2 separate regions of the Homo sapiens genome follow, and region 1 is linked to region 2. A link is a loop called in an ENCODE intact Hi-C map of the cell type or tissue named here. Cell type or tissue: IMR-90. All regions are shown on one strand. Links, peaks and the distances in the headings refer to the core of each region. The heading gives the core; the rest is flanking DNA. Region 1 overlaps LOC101926889 (a long non-coding RNA gene). Region 2 overlaps LOC105372581 (a long non-coding RNA gene).

Region 1 (11,527 bases), core at 1,725-9,724, 220 kb after region 2:
AGCACTAAACATGGAAAGGAACAACCAGTACCAGCCACTGCAAAATCATGCCAAATTGTAAAGACCATCGATGCTAGGAAGAAACTATATCAACTAACGGGCAAAATAACCAGTTAACATCATAATGACAGGATCAAATTCACATATAATAATATTAACCTTAAAAGTAAATGGGCTAAATGCGCGAATTAAAAGACACAGACTGGCAAATTGGATAAAGAGTCAAGACCCATTAGTGTGCTGTATTCAGGAGACCCATCTCATGTGCAGAGACACACATAGGCTCAAAATAAAGGGATGGAGGGAGATCTACCAAGCAAATTGAAAGCAAAAAAAAAAAGCAGGGGTTGTAATCCTAGTCTCTGATGAAACAGACTTTAAACCAACAAAAGATCAAAAGAGACAAGGAAGGCCATTACGTAATGGTAAAGAGATCAATGCAACAAGAAGAGCTAACTATCCTAAATATATATGCAACAATACAGGAGCACCCAGATTCATACAGCAAGTCCTTAGAGACCTACAAAGAGACTTGGACTCCCACACAATAATAATGGGAGACTTTAACACCCACTGTCAATATTAGACAGATTAACAAGACAGAAGGTTAACAAGGATATCCAGGACTTGAACTCAGCTCTGCACCAAGCAGACCTAATAGACATCTACAGAACTCTCCACCCCAAATCAACAGAATATACATTCTTCTCAACACCACATAGCACTTATTCCAAAATTGACCACACAGTTGGAAGTAAAGCACTCCTCAGCAAATGTAAAAGAAAAGAAATCAGAACAAACTGTCTATCAGACCACAGTGCAATCAAATTAGAACTCAGGATTAAGAAACTTACTCAAAACCGCACAACTACATGGAAACTGAACAACCTGCTCCTGAGTGACTACTGGGTAAATAAAGAAATGAAGGCAGAAATAAAGATGTTCTTTGAAACCAATGAGAACAAAGACACAACATACCAGAATCTCCAGGACACATTTAAAGCAATGTGTAGAGGGAAATTTATAGCACTAAATGCCCACAAGAGAAAGCAGGAAAGAACTAAAATCAACACCTTAACATCACAATTAAAAGAACTAGAGAAGCAAGAGCAAACAAATTCAAAAGCTAGCAGAAAGCAAGAAATAACTAAGATCAGAGCAGAACTGAAGGAGATAGAGACACAAAAAACCCTTCAAAAAATCAATGAATCCAGGAGCGGGTTTTTTGAAAAGATCAACAAAACTGATAGATCACTAGCAAGATTAACAAAGAAGAAAAGAGAGAAGAATCAAATAGACGCAATAAAAAGTGATAAAGGGGATATTACTACTGATCCCACAGAAATACAAACTATCATCAGAGAATACTATAAACACCTCTATGCAAATAAACTAGAAAATCTAGAAGAAATGGATAAATTCCTGGATACATACACCATCCCAAGACTAAACCAGGAAGAAGTTGAATCTCTGAGTAGACCAATAACAGGCTGTGAAATTGAGGCACTAATTAATAGCCTACCAACCAAAAAAAGTCCAGGAACAGATGGATTCAAGGCTGAATTCTAACAGAGGGACAAAGAGGAGCTGCTACCCTTCCTTTTGAAACTATTCCAATCAATAGAAAAAGAGGGAATCCTCCGTAACTCATTTTATGAGGCCAGCATCATCCTGATACCAAAGCCTGGCAGAGACACAACAAAAAACAGAGAATTTTAGACCAATATCCCTGATGAATGTAGATGTGAAAATCATCAATAAAATACTGGCAAACCAAATCCAGCAGCACATCAAAAAGCTTATCCTCCATGATAAAGTCAGCTTCATACCTGGAATGCAAGGCTGGTTCAACATATGCAAATCAATAAACATAATCCATCACATAAATAGAACCAATGACAAAAACCACGTGATTATCTCAATAGGTGCAGAAAAGGCCTTCAACAAAATTCAACAGTGCTTCATGCCAAAAACTCTCAGTAAACTAGGTATTGATGGAGCGTATCTCAAAATAATAAGAGCTATTTTTGACAAACCCACAGCCAATATCATACTGAGTGGGCAAAAACTGGAAGCATTCCCTTTGAAAACTGGCACAAGACAGGGATGCCCTCTCTCACCACTCCTATTCAACATAGTGTTGGAAGTTCTGGCCAGGGCAATCAGGCAAGAGAAAGAAATAAAGGGTATTCAGTGAGGAAAAGAGGAAGTCAAATTGTCCCTGTTTGCAGATGACATGATGGTATATTTAGAAAACCCCATTGTCTCAGCCCAAAATCTCCTTAAGCTCATAAGCAACTTCAGCAAAGTCTCAGGATACAAAATCAATGTGCAAAAATCACAAGCATTCCTATACACCAATAAACAGACAAACAGAGAGCCAAATCATGAGTGAAGTCCCATTGACAGTTACTACAAAGAGAATAAAAAACCTAGGAATCCAACTTATAAGGGATATGAAGGACCTCTTCAAGGAGAACTACAAACCACTGCTCAAAGAAATAAAAGAGGACAAATGGAAGAACTTTCCATGCTCATGGATAGAAATAATCAATATAATGAAAATGGCTATACTGCCCAAGGTAATTTATAGATTCAATGCCATCCCCATCAAGCTACCAATGACTTTCTTCACAGAATTGGAAAAAACTAAAGTTCATATGGAACCAAAAAAGAGCCTGCATAGCCAAGAGAATACTAAGCAAAAAGAACAAAGCTGGAGGCATCACACTACCTGACTTCAAACTATACTACAGGGCTACAGTAACCAAAACAGCATGGTACTGGTACCAAAACAGAGATATAGATCAATGGAACAGAACAGAGGCCTCAGAAATAACACCACACATCTACAGCCATATGATCTTTGACAAACCTGACAAAAACAAGAAATGGGGAAAAGATTCTCTATTTAATAAATGGTGCTGGGAAAACTGGCTAGCCATATGTAGAAAGCTGAAACTGGGTCCCTTCCTTACACCTTATACAAAAAATTAATTCAAGATGGATTAAAGACTTAAATGTTAGACCTAAAACCATAAAAACCCTAGAAGAAAACCTAGGCAATACCATTCAGGACATAGGCATGGGCAAGGACTTCATGACTAAAACACCAAAAGCAATGACAACAAAAGCCAAAATTGACAAATGGGATCTAATTAAACTAAAGAGCTTCTGCACAGCAAAAGAAACTATTATCAGAGTGAACAGGCAACCTACAAAATGGGAGAAAATTTTTGTAATCTACCCATCTGACATATGGCTAATATCCAGAATCTACAAATAACTTAAACAAATTTACAAGAATAAAAACAAACTTATCAAAAAGTGGGCAAAGGATATGAACAGACACTTCTCAAAAGAAGACATTTATGCAACCAACAGACACATGAAAAAATGCTCATCATCACTGGTCATCAGAGAAATGCAAATCAAAACCACAATGAGATAACATCTCACACCTGTTAGAATGGCGATCATTAAAAAGTCAGGAAACAACAGATGCTGGAGAGGATGTGGAGAACTAGGAACACTTACACTGTTGGTAGGAGTGTAAGCTAGTTCAACCATTGTGGAAGACAGTGTGGCAATTCCTCAAGGATCTAGAACTAGAAATACCATTTGACTCAGCGATCCCATTACTGGGTATATACCCAAAGGATTATAAATCATGCTACTATAAAGACACATGCACACTTATGTTTATTGAGGCACTATTCACAATAGCAAAGACTTGGATCTAACCCAAATGTCCATCAATGATAGACTGGATTAAGAAAATGTGGCACATGTACACCATGGAATACTACGCAGCCATAAAAAATGATGAGTTCATGTCCTTTGCAGGCACATGGATGAAGCTGGAAACCATCATTCTGAGCAAACTATTGCAAGCACAGAAAACCAAACACCGCATGTTCTCACTCATAGGTGGGAAGTGAACAATGAGAACACTTGGATACAGGGTGGGGAACATCACACACTGGGACCTGTTGTGGGGAAGGGGGCAGGGAGAGGGATAGCATTAGGAGAAATACCTAATATAAATGACAAGTTAATGGGTGCAGCAAACCAACATGACACATGTATACCTATGTAACAAACCTGCACGTTGTGCACATGTACCCTAGAACTTAACGTATTAAAAAAACTTGCTATATCATAGTTTTATGTATTTTTGAGGTACATGTGATATTTTGATACATATGTACAATGTGTAATGATCAGATCAGGGTAACTAGGATATACATCACCTCAAACATTTAAGGACAGTTTTTGAAGAGAGAGTATGTCACAGTACGAGTTAGGAAGCACCTGTGCCATGGTCGTGTCCCCTTTCTCATAAGTAATTATTCACAGCTTCTTTCCTTCTATTCTGTTTACTCTAGTAACTGGGGTACTTCTTAGTGTGAGTACAAAGGGAGGTGGAGGTCAGGACCAACATGTACATACAGGTATGTCCTCAGTGTCTGCGTCTCAGGTAGCACTTTTCCAAAATGACATTCAAATAATTGTGAGGTTAAAATTCTATAATTTTTTTTTTGTTTCTTGGATTTTAAATCCTACATTTGGCCTACTATGAAGTTCATGACCATAAATGGAACTTGTATGTCCTAGAGATTAGCAAGTTAGTGGTTTCTTTAAGTCAAAAAAATAACCAGTATTTTTTTAGATTGCTAATAAACTTTAAAAAAAGATTAAAAAAGAAACATTTTTAAATTTTTGAATTAATTTCTAAATTTACCTTTTAATCAGTGAATTCTCACTTGATTGAGCTGTGGGCCAGGGAGTGTCATCTCTGATATCCACTCTGTGGAGGTTGTTGACATGAGCTTTGTATCCCTCTTTGTAACTTTTTGCAAGTTTTCCATGGTACTGGAGAAGAATGTGTGTGCTGCACCTGCTGGGTGAATAAAATGTCCCTTATATGCTGCTTGTGAAGTGTCATATTAATTAGGATAAGGCTGAAGTGCCCAAATAAAGAGGCCCAATGCAGGTCTGAAGCCCATGCATGCGATTGCTCCCCACGGCACTGACTCACGGCAGCAGGGCTGGGTGGGTGCCGCTCCACGTGGCCGGCCAGCCTAAGACCCAGGCCGTGGGCTCGGCCACCTTCACCATGCGGTGTCCCGGGCAGTCCTCTGAGCATCTCTGCTCCAGGAGGGTGGGAGCGTGTCTTCCTCACTGTTTTTCCTCCAAACAGTGCCCCCCTCACAGGAAGCATTCAGTAAGTATTTGTTAAGAACACTAATCAATGAATGAAGAAAAGATGGCCCCTTAGTCATCATAGCGTCAACATTTAATAAATGTTTTTTTAAGTTAAAAATTTTTTTCAATTAGCAGGACATTGTATGCCTCAAAATTTAAAAGATACAAAATAACGTCATCACCATCGTCATCACCATGATTTTGGTAGATTTCTCAGCCTGCCAGTTCCCTTTCCTGGAGGCATCTGCTGTTAACAGCTTATTTGTGTTCTCCAGATATACTTCATAAATGCACAAGCATACGTGCATATGTGCAGACTGGTTTCCAAAATGTTTTCCTATCACAATAAAATGTTTCAACTTCAACCTTGTTTATACAATTTCTGAATCCACGTGGAGAATGTATTTGGTGTCATTTGTTGAGAGGACATTAGGCGGCAGTATAGTATCACAAGGAGGAGGCTGGGGCTGTCTACACATTTTTTTTTTGGCCTGGCACCATGGCTCACGCCTGTAATCCCAGAAGTTTGGGAGGTCAAGGAGGAGGTTCACATGAGCCTAGGATTTCAAGACCGGCTGGGCAACATAGCAAGACCTCTAGCTACTGGAGAGGCTGAGGCTGGAGAAGCTGCAATGAGCTGTGATTGCACCACTGCACTCCAAAGGAAGAGAGAGGTGTTGTGTGGCTATTACATATCTTGCCATATATTTCCAAGTTTTTCTATTACAAATGATGACTCAATGCCTTGAGTCATAAGTCATAATGCTTTGAGCCTGAGGCAGGAGGGTGCTGGAGTGTTTATACACTGGGTCCTGTCAGTTATTGTTGAGTGCTATTCCCTCTGCATATCTGACCTGCTGCACACTCAAGTTCTTGAAAGAGCCTTCGGGCCCAGAGATGAGATACAGGCAGTTGGAGCTGACTGGAGTTGGTGCTGGAAAGCTAGGGTCTGAGGGCCACTGGGGGAGGGTCACTGACACCCTAACTCATGGAATCTTAGAGTTTTGGAGCAGAAAGGGAGCTCAGAGCATACTAGTCTACTCCCTCCCTTCTCTCATGGAGCTGGGATGTGTTTCCCTGAGCACTGCATTCCCATCGTGAAGAGGAGGCTCAGACAGGAAAACATTTTGCAGCTCGCATTTTCCTCACAAGTTCTGTCAAAAGTGAGAGACTGTGCCTTGACATAGTGCATTTTTAAGGTAAGTTTGGAAGCCTCTCACTTATGAATTAAATACAGAAAAGTCATTATTATATATATATATATTTTTTTTTTTTCTTTTTTCTTTTTTTTTCTTTTCCCTCAGAGATCGGGTCTTGCTCTGTTGCCCAGGTTGGAGTGTAATGGTGCCATCATGGCTGAATGCCTTGAACATATCTTGTCTTCTCACCTTTTCAGGCAAGCCCACACTCATCTCAAAGAAAATGCATTGAAGGTCACGTTAAACAGGGTCTTTCTGCTCTTACTACTTCTCCGTGTCATTTGTCTTTTTTCCACACACATTCCTTTTCCTCCTCTGCATTCCTGCGGTTGTTCTCATTTCACCAGTTGGCACAGAGCACCCCATCCTGTCCTTATCTGTGGGGAGCCCTCCAGCCACTCCTGCTGGAATGGGCACATTCTACAAAGGCCTGGGTCTGGGCCTCAGGTCCCTTTGCTTCCCTGTGCTTGGCACAGTGACTGGCAAATCCAGATCTCATTCAGTGTTGGATAAACAAACTTGCCTGCCAATATTTTAGACCTCCTAGGTGTTACAAATATGCAATGGCCCCAGGAATCAAGCATCTGTCTGCTGAGCAGTTAAGCAACAAGACTATCTATAATCATAGACTGTGTGGGGCAGACAGCAATTGCTCCAGAGTTTAATAACTACAGTTATTAACTGGGCCTGGCCCTCTCCCTCTGGAGAGTCCGTCTTCTTCCTAGGCTCCTACACTCCCCTACACAGCCACAGTCCCCTCATCAAAACCAGAAATTTAGCACTGACACAACACAGCCATCCAATCGATGCATCCAAAGTTTCACTGACTGTACCAGTCCTGTCTTTCAGAGCAAAAACAAAACAGAACCAAAAATTTCTTTCCTTTTCCCCCATCCTTTCTGCCCCAGGACTGCCTTCTGGATCCCACGCTGCATTTAGTTGTCTACAACGTGGAAGAGTTCCTCGGGTTTTCTGTATATGTCACGGCCTTGCCATTTTTGAAGAGTACGAGCCAGTTACTTTGTAGAATTCCTCTCAGTTTGAGTCTGTTTGATGTTTATTCATGATTAAATTCAGATTATACATTTTCGGTGGTAATGCCACAGAAGTAATGCATCTTGTCAGGAGGCCTGTGATGTCAATATGTCTCCTTGTTGGTGATGTTAACTTTGATCACTTAGTTAAGACAGTGTCTGCCAGGTTTCTTGACTTTGGTAACTGCACTATTTAAATCAATTCCTGAGATAATTATTATTATCTTCATTTTACAGATGAGAAGACTGAGGCACAAAAGACTTGCCAGGGCTGGACACGGTGTCTCATGCCTGTAATTCCAGCACTTTGGGAGGCCGAGGCAAGCAGATCGCCTGAGCTCAGGAGTTTGATACTAGTCTGGACAACACGGTGAAACCCTTTCTCTACCAAAAATATAAAAAATTAGCTAGGTGTGGTGGTGCTACGTGGGAGGCTGAGGTCCCTGCTACTTGGGAGGCTGAGGTGGGAGGATTGCTTAAGCCTTGGAAGTCGAGGCTGCAGTGAGCCGAGATCGCACAACTATACTTTAGCCTGGGTGACAAAGTGAGACCGTCTCAAAAAAAAAAAAAAAAAAAAAAAAAGACTTGCTGAAAGTCATACTCACAAGCCAGGATCCTAACCCAGTGGGCCTGGTTCCAGGCAAGTACTCCTAGTGACCGCATAGGAGGGAGAGTGCTGTGGCTGGGCCTGGAGGAGGTTGGCTTTGAAAGAGGGTTAACAGTGGGTAGGCAGAAATGTCAATGCGGAGCTGCTAAGCCTGGAGTTCCTCTGTCATGTCTGCTTGGGCATGGTGTACCCTGGACCCTGGCATTCCCACAGGGGTGACTTCTGCTGAGGATGGGTGTGAGATGTGGCTGGTGCTGACCTGGGCCTGGCCCTCTCCCTCTGGAGAGCCAGGGCTGGGTTGGCTTGAGGTTACTACAGCTCCGAGGTCCCATTTTGTGTCAAAGTTCCTTGTAACTTTTGAAAGGTCATGATGTGCCCCCAATTTTGAGCTTTGCCACACCTTAGATCATGAACAAAAAGGGATGATCTGTATTTCGGAATGTCATGTAATAAGAGCTGACCCTTGAGCCTCCGACTGGAGTCCCCTGCTCTTCCTGCACTGCTGACCCCACAGTTTGCCCAGACAGGGGCTGCCCTTGGCTGTGCCCTCCTCTTCCTGGCTTCACACAACTCTGCTCCTGCTTTCTGCTCAGTCACATTTCCTCTGCTTCACATAAACACTTCTGGATTCACACTGCCTTGGTTTGGATGTGGAGCCTGAGGCAGGAGGGAGCTGGGGTATTTATACACGGGGTCCTGTCAGTCATTGTTGAGTGTGAATCCCTCTGCATGTCTGACCTGCTGCATTTGCAGGTTCTGGCACAGAGATGAGATGCTGGTGGTTGGAGCTGATTGAAGTTGGTGCTGGAAAACTAGGGTCCGAAGGCCGTAGGGCAAAGAGTCACTGACATCCTAGCTCATGGAATCTTAAAGTTTTGGAGCAGAAAGGGAGCTCAGAGCTATTCTATCCTACTCCCTCCCTTCTCCCATCGGCCAGGATGTGCTTTGCTGAGCACTGCATTCCCATCATGAAGAGGAGGCTCAGACAGGAGAACATCCCGCAGCCCCCATTTTCCCTCCAAATCTGTCAAGAGGGAGAGACCCTGACATAAGTGCATTTTATTAGGTAAGTTTGGAAGCCTCTTGTTTATGAATTAAATGCAGAAAAGTTATTATTATAATTGATAGATCTTTTTGTTTGTTTGTTTTGTTTGTTTTGAGATAGGGTTTTCTCTGTCACCCAGGCTGGAGTATAGTGGTGGAATCACAGCTCACTGCAACCTTGAACTCCTGGGCTCAAGGAATCCTCTCACCTCAGCCTCCCAAGTATTAATAGATAGGACCACAGGCACATGCCACTATGCCTGGCTAATTTTTTTCATTTTTTGTAGATAGGGGTCTTGCTATGTTGCCCAGGCTGCTCTTGAACTCCTGGACTCAAGCAATCCTCCTGCCTCAGTCTCCCAAAGTGATTATAGGTGTGAGCTGCCATGCCCGGCCAATATATCTTAACTATTTACTCATACTCCATTATGACCCCAAATAATATGTTTTAAAAAATACTTCAAATTCAGGAAGAAGGTGACTCTCCTCATATGTAATAAATATCAGCATGTACACACACACACACACACACACACACTAACATGTGAATAACACGGCTCTTTCAGTAGGATATGTACTTAAATGTGCTCTGCTTCATGTTCTACCACTGTGCTTTAGCAGCTCTTTGATGGTGAGATGAAGCTCAATTTCTCTGAGCTTTACTTTTATCATGTGCAAAATGGGGATTAAAAACAATATCTACCCCATGAGTAGCAAAGAGTAAACAGTGAATGCTAGATGGTAGTTTAGGAGAAGGAAGTAGGCTTGTTGTACTAGTCAGCCATTGCCAAAACAGTGCTATACCAGCCCCAACTCATTGCCCCCTGGAGGTGCACTTCTGGAATGGTGGCATGAAGGGCTCTGTAGACCCTCTCCCAAGCAAAACAACCATCATTGGTGAAAATTATTGAAAAGAAACAGCCACATAAAATCTCTGGAAATTCTCCTAAGGGCATACTGCAAATGGAAAAGCATTTATTCAAGACTATTACTAAATATTGGTAAGAATGGTGGGGTATGTGGCACTGATCCATGATCTCCTTCCTTTCCCTCCTTGAAGTTTGACTCCAGGTGGATGTGGTCAACGAGATGGACTCCCTCCCTACCTGAGCTCCTGACTTTGGGCTATGGATTCACCATAGTAGATGGCATCTCACATCTCTCCCCAGCTCCATGTTGCAGAAGCTCTATTACAGACAAGTGTGGCCAAGAGATCCATGGCTCTTTTCCTACACATATGAGCACCACTGGAGTGCAGTGGATTAAACCTGACAGGGCCCATCTGGGGGCAAGTTTGAGCCTTGCCAGTTTGATATTGGGTGCTAAGTGGAGTGGCAAATCTGGTGTACTTTGTGCTATAAATTTGTCTTTCTGTATTGTCCTGTCATAAAGAGGAGTAACTTAGGATTGAACACAGGCTTAGGACCCCATAAGACTGCTGTACAAGCCAGCCCAGCAAACTGGTCAGTTACAAACCTTGATGCAGGTCTCTGAAAAAAAAAATACTGGATGAAGTTTCCCTCTCATCTTGTTTCATGTCCTTGGGAGCTTGACCTTGTAACCACGTGGCAGTATTTTCTCTTGCTCTCCACCATCCAGAGAACAGGAATTTTGGAATTCATGTCATAGTTGGCTCTAAAAATTATCCTAAGCAGTTAAAAGTCATTGCAAGCTCAAAACTGGCTACTCTAGGCCCCTTCTGGGAATAGCAGTGGAAACTGCCCAATGCTGAATCTTTGTGGCTAAGGCTTTGTGTGTTTCCAATGGCAGCCTGGGTTCAGGGTTCAATTCCTGGCTTAGGGAATGAGTCACTCCTTGTTTGATATCTACATGACCTTTACCATTTGTTGATTCTCCTCCCCTCCATGAACCATCTTGAATTTTCCTTTCTCTGAGCACCTGGGAGGTTATGTTTGGTAAAGTTCAAAAGCCAGAAATACTGGTGATTTGGCATGACTAATGTTGGGTAATAAGAGGTTTAAAAGGATTTCTAAAGAGAGCACTGTGGTTAAAAGTCAGCTTAATTAAAACCACATATTAAAGCTCTAACAGCCTGGAACTCCTTGAGAAAAATAGGAGGTGCCACAGACCCTGTTTTGGGAAAAACCTCTGTTTTCCTCATGAAACCCCAGGAACTGAAAGTGGATAGATCTCTCTCAAAATCTAAAGCTCTGTTCTGTTTTGCATTGTGTTAGCCAACATTTTTGACTTCTGGGGGTACCAGATATTACTTCACATTGTGAGAGAGCTTTGGTGTGTAATGACTAGGTAGGAAATATACTTTTAGGGGTGGCTAATTGCAGTTATGGGGAGATACTCAGCTCTTTGTACGTTTGGATCAGAGGAGCATGCTCTTGGCTACCTAGAAGGTATGAAAATCTCCCCACCCCCACAGTGAGAGATAAGACTCACAGGGGGATGGGCTAATCATAGAA
Region 2 (10,008 bases), core at 67-8,066:
TTTTGTTCAGCCTAAAAAGGTGGGATATCTTGAAGCAGGGAGCTTACAGATTTTCTGATTAGCAATTGGTTGAGTCAAGTTTTGTCTAAAGACTGTCAATAGAAGGAAATTATTGAGTTAAGGGGGAGGTTGTGGAGACCAAGTTTCTTGTTATGTGGATGAAGCCTCATAGGCAGCAGCCTTCTGAAAGAATTGATGGTAAATGTCTCTTTTTGGATCTTAAAAGGTGTGTTAAACTCTTGTTTAACCTCTCCTAGATTCAGGAAAGACCTGGCTGCATTAACGGAGATTCTTAACAGATGCAAATTCCCCACACAAAAGATGGCTTTCCAGGGCCATTTCAAAATATTTCAAAGAAATATATTTTGGGGTAAAACATCTTGATTTCCTTCAGAGTCTGCTATCTGTCATGTGATGCTACATCAGTCAGGTTGGAGTTTGGACCTTATTGCCACAAAGAGTGTGTTTGTGAGTCTTAGGATCTTTATTTTAATGTTAATGCTGGCCAGTTGCACCTATACTCCAAAAGGGAGGGGGTACAACAAGGTGCATCCCATCTTGCTTCTTGTCATAGCCGATAATTCCATTTTTGTTTTTTTTCAGGTTTCCCTGGGGTCCCCTTGGCCCAGAAGGGGTCCATCCAGTCAGCAGGGGATGGAGGGTTTGGGATTTTATTTTTGGTTTACACTAGTATTAGCCTGGCATTGACCTAGATACTGAAAATAAAGCAGTAAACAAAGTCCTTTCTACAGAGTCTACATTCCAGTGTGGGAAAACGCAATACACAGATACACTGATAAGAAATATATTGGTGAAAAAGCACTAAGAATAACCCAAAGAAGATGAATAGAGTGAAGGTGAAAGAGTCAGGGTTTTGAGTTCAAGTGTTCAGAGAAGGCACAGACCTGAACAGGGAGAAAATAACCCAAGTGGTTATGGGCCTTAGGGAAGGCAGGAAATTCCAGGCAGAGGAATCAAGCTGCAAAGGCCCCAGGAAGGTCGGCTGAGGATGAGCAAAGAGGCAGTGATGCTGGAGCAGGTTGATGATAGGAGAGGCCAGCAGTCAGGTCAGATGTTGGGAGCTGAAAAGGCCAAAGGGATTGTGACCAACTCAGCATTCCACTGGAGGCTATATTATCAAACAGCAAACTGTTTATCAAGAATGCAGGATGTGAGCAAACTCACACTGTGCCTGCCACCAAAAGGTTGGCTGAGGGCCGCGCTCCCTGGTGCCGGGCTCCTTGAAGTTATCTACGGAGAAATCTAGTGCCTATTGTTCAAAGGATGCAGTCTCGCAAGCCTGCTGTGAACCAAACAGCTGACTGACAATTACCCGACAATCACCCCCCCCATTTATCACTATCTGTTTTGCCTAATAAATATGGAGGGCTGTGTAAAGCTCAGGGCCCTTGTCCACTAGAGGCAAGGTGCCCCTTGACCCCTTCTTTCAAATATACTCTTTTGTCTCTTGTCTTTTATTCTCACATTCACCGCCCCCTTTGTTCAGTCCCCCTAGGTTCATGCAGGTTACAGGTGGCACCCCCGATCAGCGACAGAATCAGGTACTCTACAAAGTGGCGCCCAAACAGGGACTTCAAGGACATGAAGAAGAAGGTCTGCTGGAGCAGAGGAACTGAAATTGACAAGGTGAACGGGGATCCCAGGGTGAGTCTGCCGGTAGCGGATATAAGGTTAGTGCCCTAAAGAGGTACTGGGAGCAGTGCTTTAAAGAAGTACTGGGAATGGGAAGTTTTCTGAATTCAGGGTAACAAGGGGCAGAATTTGTCTATTAAAGAAAAACATTATGTGCAGTTGCTTAAAGTTCGGTTGAGACAGTCTGGAGCTCAGGTTAATTCGCAGGCACTAACTAACCTCCTGCAGAAGCCACAAAAGGTATTACACATAACCCATGGTTTCTACAGGTAGGCACTCTTTTTTTTTTTTTTTTTTTTTGAGACAGAATCTTGCTTTGTTGCCAGGCTGGAGTGCAGTGGCGTGATCTCGGCTCACTGCAATCTCTGCTGCCTGGGTTCAAGTGATTCCACTGCCTCGGCCTCCCAGTAGCTGGGACTACAGGCGTGCACCACCACACCTGGCTAATTTTTTGTATTTTAGTAGAGATGGGGTTTCACCATGTTGGCCAGGATGGTCTCGATCTCCTGACCTCATGATCTGCCTGCCTCGGCCTCCCAAAGTGCTGGGATTACAGGCATGAGCCACCGCGCCCAGCCACCAGGCAGGCACTCTTGATGTGGAAAATTGGGCTAAAGCAGGAGAAGGATTAAAACAGACTCATCAAAAAGGTCCTAAAGTTGATTCTTCTGTTTTTTCCACTTGGAGTTTAATTCGTACTGTACTTCTGCCATTATCTCCTTATTATTCTGTGGGGGAGCAGGCTGAATCTAAAAATCTGAAAGAATCTGTTGTCCCACCCACAGCGCCAATTGAAAATAAAAAACGGAGGAGGATAAAAATTGGCCTATACTGCCTCCTCCAGTTGCAGAAACATCTGTACTGCCTCCTTCAGTAGCAGAAATAGAGACCCCAATACAAAGATTTTTACACTCTGCTGCCATAGCTGGAGAGCCCTTAGAACCCTGTGCTTTTCCTATTTTTGTAAGGTCTGATCCAAATAATCCACAGCAGGTTATTCATGAACACACTCCACTAGAGTTTAAGTTGTTAAAGGAATTAAAAGCAAGTGTGGTAAATGATGGCATACAGAGCCCATTTACCTTAGGATTGCTAGAATCCGTGTTTGGTGCTATGAGTCTTTTACCCTTTGATGTAAAACACTTGGTGCGAGCTTGCTTGTCCACTAGCACATATCTGACATGGAATTTAAATTAGCAAGAAATGTGTGCAGACCAGGCTAGACAGAATCATGTTGCTGGACATGGAGACATTACAGAGGATATGCTATTAAGTAATGGCCCTTATTCAGACCTGGAACATCAAATGGCACTCCCAGACGCTGCTTATCAGCAGTGAACACAGGCCGCTAAAGGTGCCTGGGCCACAATTCCTGAAGACGGAGTCCCAGTACAATCCTTTTTACATATCATGCAAGGGTTGCAAGAGCCCTATGAACATTTTCTTTTTTCTTTTTTTCTTTTTCTTTTTTTTTTTTTTGAGACAGAGTCTTGCTCTGTTGCCCAGGCTGGAGTGCAGTGGCGCAATCTCGGCTCACTGCAAGCTCCACCTCCCGGGTTCACGCCATTCTCCTGCCTCAGCCTCCGGAGTAGCTGGGACTACAGGCACCCACCACCACAATTGGCTAATTTTTTGTATTTTTAGTAGAGATGGAGTTTCACCGTGTTAGCCAGGATGGTCTCGATCTCCTGACCTCGTGATCTGACCGTCTCGGCCTCCCAAAGTGCTGGGATTACAGGCGTGAGCCACTGCACCTGGCCACCCTATGCACATTTTCTTGCAAGACTGCGAGAAGCAGTGAAGCGCCAAATTCCTCATACCGCAGCTGCAGAAATGCTAATCTTAACTCTAGCTTTTGAGAACGCAAACACGGATTATAAACATGCACTGGCACCGGTGAGGTGTACAAAAAACTTGGGAAATTTTCTCAGAGCTTGTCAGGACGTGGGAACTGAGCTTCATCACTCTGAAATGTTAGCGCAAGCAATGGCTAATTTAGCAGTTGACAAATCTAAAAGGAGCCAAGGGTCAAACCCTAAAATGGGAAAATGTTATGATTGTGGAAAAACTGGACATTTTAAAAAGGAATGCCGCCAGATCTCAGGACAGAAAGGACCTTACAATACAGTGCCCCACCGAGCGGAAAAAACGCCAGGACTTTGTCCTTGCTGTAACAAAGGAAATCACTGGGCTAATCAGTGTCGCTCAAAATTTCATCAGAATGGGACCCCCATGCCAGGAAACGAGACGGGGCCTGGACCCGGGCCCCACAAACAATGAGGGCATTCCCAGCCCAGACTTCAACCCCGTTTCAGGGATGAGTTCCCAGAGGCACTTGATTCCCTCACCCCAGGAACACCACAAAGTGCAGGATTAGATCTACCCGCCAGAGAAAGAATCACGTTAGTAGGGGGAGACAGACCTATCAAAGTTCCCACTGGTATTTGGGGACCTTTACCAACAGGATACATGGGACTAATTTTAGGCAAAAGCCATCTTAACTTGCAAGGCATCACTGTAGTCCCAGGAGGGATTGACTCTGATTATGAAGGAGAAATTCAAGTAGTTTTAATGTCACAAGATCTTTGGGTTTTTGAACCGGGAGAATATATTGCTAATTATTGCTTATTCCCTGCAAATTACACCCTTCTCCACGAAAGGAGAAACAAGGAAATAAAGGGTTTGGGAGCACAACTACATGGGAAATCTATGTATCCCAACCCATAGCCTCTAACAGACCTGCTTGTGTAGTACAAATTAAAGGAAAAAAATTTTATGGGCTTATGGATACAGGAGCTGATGTATCACTAATCTCTAAAGACAACTGGCCCCCATCCTGGCCCTTGCAATTAACTTCTATGTCCCTAGTGGGAGTAGGCACAGCTCAAAGTGTTCAACAGAGCCCTGAGATTTTGTCTTGTCTTGGTCCAGATGGACAGTCATGTACTTTTCAGCCTTATGTTGCAAATATAGCTATCAATTTATGGGGTCAAGACTTACTTACAGCATGGGATATGAGACTTACAAATGAAAACTTCGATAACCCAGGATTTAAAATGTTGAAGAACACGGGATATCAGAGGGGAAAAGGTTTAGGAAAATTTCAAGGAAATCCTAACCCGATATCAGTAACTGGAAAAACAGAAAAGGGCTAGGACATCAGGATTTCTGATGGGGGTCATTGATATTTCTCCTCCACCCACTACCTTACCATTAGAATGGCTCAGTGACAAACCCATATGGGTAGATCAATGGTCCCTATCTCAGGAGAAGCTGACACAACTTCAGCAGCTAGTGAAAGAACAATGGGATGCCGGACTCAGAGAGGAGTCAGCCCCTGGAATTCTCCAGTGTTTGTTATTACAAAAAAGTCCAGAAGATGGCGACTGCTACATGATTTAAGAGCTATTAATGCACATATAAAACTGATGGGTGCCTTACAAAAAGGTTTACCATCTCCAGTGGCTATTCCAAGAGACAGGCCTCTTGCAGCAATAGATCTTAAGGATTGTTTCTTTACTATGCCCTTACACGGCAAGGACGAGCCTCGGTTTACCTTCTCTGTGCCTTCTATTAATCAAAGAGAATCTGTTTCTCATTATCAATGGAGAGTTTTACCCCAAGGCATGCTTAACAGTCCTATGCTATGTCAGCCTTTCGTAGGGCAGGCATTAGAGCCTCGGAATACGTTTCCTACTGCTTACATCATTCATTTTATGGATGATATTCTTTTGGCTGCTCCTACAGATCAAATCCTACAACAGTTATTCAGAGAAACAAAGAAGGCTTTGACTAAATGGAGTCTCCAAATAGCTCCAGAAATGGTACAAACAACTTCCCCATTCCAATACTTAGGAACTATTGTTAGAGAGAAGTTTACGGCCTCAGGAAGTAGTTCTCCATAAAGACAGGTTACAAACTTTAAAGGATGTTCAGCAATTATTAGGAGATATTAATTGGCTATGGCCAATGTTAGGTATTGTTACCTATCAACTTACACATCTTTACCAAACCCTGCAAGGAGATTCTTCTTTAAATTCCCTGCAGCAATTAACTAAAGAGGCAGAAGCTGAATTATGGCTTGTAGAGCAAAGGTTACAGCAGAGACATGCCTCAAGGCTACAGCTGCAAAAACCCTTGCTTTTGTTTATTCTTCCTACCCCCCCACTCTCCAACAGGACTTTTGGGACAGTTCATAGACAAGTCTGTAACAATAGAATGGCTCTTTTTACCTAATCAAACAGTCAAAACCTTGCAAGTTTATTTTTCTTTAATTACACAAATTGTGACTATGGGCAGGCATAGGTCAAAAATGCTTATGGGATATGACCCCGACAAAATTATTGTTCCTTTAGACTCCCAGCAACAAGCCAAAGCTTGGGAAATGTTGACTGCCTGGCAAACTGCTTTTGCAGACTTCGTGGGTGCTATAGATAACCACTACCTCTCAGACAAAATTTTACAGTTTTATAAAATCCATTCTTTCATTCTTCCTGTGATTACTCATCACAAGCCTATTCTAGGTGGACAGACTTATTTTAGTGATGGCTCTTCCAAAGGTTGTGCTGCTATCTATGGACCAAAACATACTCAAACAATAATGACCTCTGGGGTTTCAGCTCAACACTCAGAGCTAATTGCAGTCATTCAGGTTTTACAGCTCACAGCTCAGATCCCATCAACATTGTCTGTGATTCAGCTTATGTTGTAAATGTAGCCAGTTGCATAGGAACTGCTACAATTAAAAGTACACTAGACCCAGAACTGCTTCGCTTCTCTTCCCTTCCCTTCCCTTCCTTTCCCCTCCCCCCTCCCCCTTTCCCTCTCCCTTCCCCTCCCCCTTCCCCCTTCCCCTTTCCCTTCCCTTTTCACTTTTTTTTTCTTTCATTTTTGAGACAGAATCTCGCTCTGTTGCCCAGGCTGGAGTGCAGTGGCATGATCTTGGCTCACTGCAACCTCCGCCTTCTGGGTTCAAGCAATTCTCCTGCCTCAGCCTCCACCACCACGCCTGGCTAATTTTTTTGTATTTTTAGTAGAGACGGGTTTCACCATATTGGCCAGGCTGGTCTCCAACTCCTGACCTTGTGATCCTCCCACCTCGACCTCCCAAAATGCTGGGATTAGAGGCGTGAACCACCACGCCCAGCCGGCTTAATTTATTTGTAAGACTTCAACAAGCTATTCGCTCTCCTGAAGCTCTTTTTCATATTTCTCATATTCACTTTCACACACAACTTCCTGGGCCACTATCTCTAGGTAATGAGAAAGCAGACAAGCTGATTGGTTCTGTGTTTCAGCAAGCTCAAGTGTCTCACATGCTTCTGCACCAAAATACTGCCGCCCTTACTCGCATGTTACCTTTATCTCGCAGCCAAACTAGGGCTATAATACAAGCCCGTCCTACTTGCCAGCATGTCCCTAGAGCCACACCTGTAGAAGGCTGTAACCCACGAGGTTTGGCTCCAAATGATATTTCGCCAATGGATATTACACACATAGCAACCTTTGGTAAGCTTAGCTATGTTCATGTAACTATAGACACTTATTCTCATATGCTGCATGCTACATGCCAAACATGTGAGACAGCTGGTCATGTACAGTGACATTGTCATCATTTGCTCACATGGGGATACCTAAGCTATTAAAAACTGACAATGAACCCACTTATACTAGTCATGCTTTTCAAAATTTCTTATAGCTTTGGGCTATAATCCATAAAACGGGAATTCCTTATAATCCTAGAGGACAAGGCATTGTAGAGCGGGCACATCGAACATTACAATGCATGTTGAAAATACAAAAAGGGGGTATAGGAGGCCAACTACCACCTCAATCAAAACTACATTTAGCCTTATTTAAATTTTTTGACTCCTGGTACGGATGGTAAGACTCCAGCAGAAAGACATTGGCAAGTGTTAGAGGAAAAGAGGAAAGTTTATCTGAAAGTGTTATGGAAACCCCTGGAAGAAGGAAAATGGAAAGGTCCGGTGGATTTACTGACATGGAGAAGAGGGTATACTTGTGTTTTTACAGGAGATGGACAAACTGTGTGGGTGTCCTCAAGGTGCACGCGACCATGGAATAGGAGACTGGAGGAACCCAGGGTGGCCAACCATGGGCCCGGCCCCTCCGATACGAGCCATGAGCCAGCTGAGCCTGACTCCAAAGATGGAGAGAAGGCCAAGCAGAGTGATGATGACATCAATCCCCACAACCTGGGGAGAACTCAAGAAAACCACGTGGGAAGCTGAGAAACTACTGGAGCATCAGTGACAGGCAAAAACCCCTGATTCCATGTTCTTGGCCATGTTAGCCATAGTGTCCCATGTGGTATGTTTTCGCTGTGCAGAGGCAAAAACATTGGGCATACGTTCTCAATCTCCCAGCAGTACGACCTATACTTTGGAGCGACACTCCTCCTGAGATTTATCATGATCAGGGAGAGTAGGCTCCAGGACCCCTAACTCCCCCTGACATAGAACAGTTAGACTCTCAGAATAATGTCATTAATTATACTGCTCCACTGGAAGGACTTCCTTTGTGAATCAACACAAAGATGTCGCTCAGCCATAGCTGTCTTACAATTCAAGCTCAAACATGGTTGAATCATTATGGAAAAATTATGTACTTATTAAGTCTTGGTTCTATTAACCAACCTTTCCCGGCCCAATCGCCCTAATTGTGCTGATTATATGGAATGGATTCCATTCAGTAGTTCCTACCCCCCTCCGTGGACCCAGTGTCTTGGTCCACTGGCTAGAAAACAATCTATGTTAACTGGAGACATTGTGGATTGGGAACCTAAAGGTCAATTAGATCGAAAAGATGAAAATCAGAAATCATGGCACAAACTTCATTGGCATTGGTGGCAAGCTTTTAATGCTTCTTCTTTATACAGTACTGGGATCCAATCCCAGTCTGCCACCCAGATTGCTTGGCATGGAGCAGGCTTTAGCCCACCTCTTCCTCAGTGGCATTATCTAGGGAGGAAAGGACCAATTCAAGAGACTATATGGAAGGCAGCACTCCCATGTATGAATGGCAACATCTGGACTGGAATACTATCCAATAATAGCAATAGTAAGCAACACAATCTTAATGTTGCATTTGTAAAGAATATCACCACTCAATTTACAGTTTTTGTTTTTAATTCTTATGTCTTTTTGGCAGCTAAGAAGAACCAGCTCCAGGTAAACAATACCCAATTGACCTGTAAATCTTGCCAGTTTTATCACTGCATTAATCACAGCACATTGCAAACACATAGTATTTCTACCTTGATGATTCTGGGTCACATCCCTGGGCTATGGATTCCTGTTAATCTGTCTGAACCTTGGGCTGCCATGCCTGCTTTGCATTTTGTGAAACTTCTTCTAACTCAGCTTACGCATCGTGTCTGTAGAGACTTAGGCATAATTTTTGCTATTGTTTCCTTAGTCACACTAATAACTTCTGTTGTGATGTCCTCTGTAGCTTTGCATAATTCTATTCAAACAGCTCAGTACCTGGAGAACTGGACGCGCACAGCTGACCAACCGTGGCTACTTCAGAATAAAATTAACACTGAGTTACAAACTGAAGTGGCAATGTTAAAATCCACGGTCCTTTGGTTAGGAGAAAAAGTACAGAGCTTGCAGTTGCAGCATCAGTTGCATTGTCATTTTAACCACACTCATATTTGTGTAAACAACTAAGAATATAACCAAAGTGACTATCCATGGGACCTTGTGAAAGCCCATTTACAGGGAGCGTTCACATCCAACATCACCTTTGATATTGGTGAATTACAAAACAAAATTCTTGTTTTAAATAAGCAAACTCAAAAATTTCAACCTGCTTTAGAAGACTGGACCAAATTCCAGCAACGCCTGGCAAGCCTCAACCCTTGGACCTATCTAAAGCACCACATTAACAATTTATATGTAGTTCTTGGAATAATGTTGTTTTGTCTCTGTCTTCTGCTCATAGTCTGTAAAATCGGACGGACTGCCAATCAGAGAATGAGAGATGCCCAGCCTGGCCTTACATTCTTTCAATTAATACATAAACACAAAGGGAGAGATGTTGGGAGCCAAAAAGGCCAAAGGGATCATGATCAACTCAGCATTCCACTGGAGGCTATATGATCAAATAGCAAACTGTTTATCACTATCACGAATGCAGGATGTGAGCAAACTCACACTGCGCCTGCCACCAAAAGGTTGGCTGAGGGCCTCACTCCCTGGCACGGGGCTCCTTGAAGTTATCTACTGAGAAATCTAGTGTCTATTGTTCAAACGATGCAGTCTGGCAAGCCTGCTGTGAACCAACCAGCCGACTGACAATTACCCCACAATCACCCCCCATTTATCCCTA

Evidence for each region. Peaks named below come from ENCODE experiments on the same cell type or tissue, not always from the same donor. Only the 100,000 strongest peaks of a DNase experiment are listed, where the experiment ranks them.
Region 1: a loop joins it to region 2, with 6 times the contacts of the local background. A loop is called at or near these places in 9 of 110 quality-filtered maps.

The regions. Positions count from the first base shown.
Region 1 is chr20:25,173,471-25,184,997 of GRCh38, reverse strand. It overlaps LOC101926889 (a long non-coding RNA gene), which reads left to right. Exons shown (of 6, transcript NR_109994.1): 6 at 1-326. Among named protein-coding and RNA genes, the nearest start is that of ENTPD6, 16 kb to the left of the region's middle. RefSeq lists an enhancer at 10,731-11,025. In IMR-90, for the core only: a CTCF peak has its summit at 5,642; a DNase peak (open chromatin) is centred at 5,937; H3K27me3 peaks cover 779 bases.
Region 2 is chr20:25,394,337-25,404,344 of GRCh38, reverse strand. LOC105372581 (a long non-coding RNA gene) reads left to right here. Exons shown (of 3, transcript XR_937403.3): 2 at 1,508-1,665; 3 at 9,622-9,695. Among named protein-coding and RNA genes, the nearest start is that of GINS1, 8.3 kb to the left of the region's middle. RefSeq lists a silencer at 6,225-6,425. In IMR-90, for the core only: a CTCF peak has its summit at 5,030 (motif pointing right); a DNase peak (open chromatin) is centred at 5,054.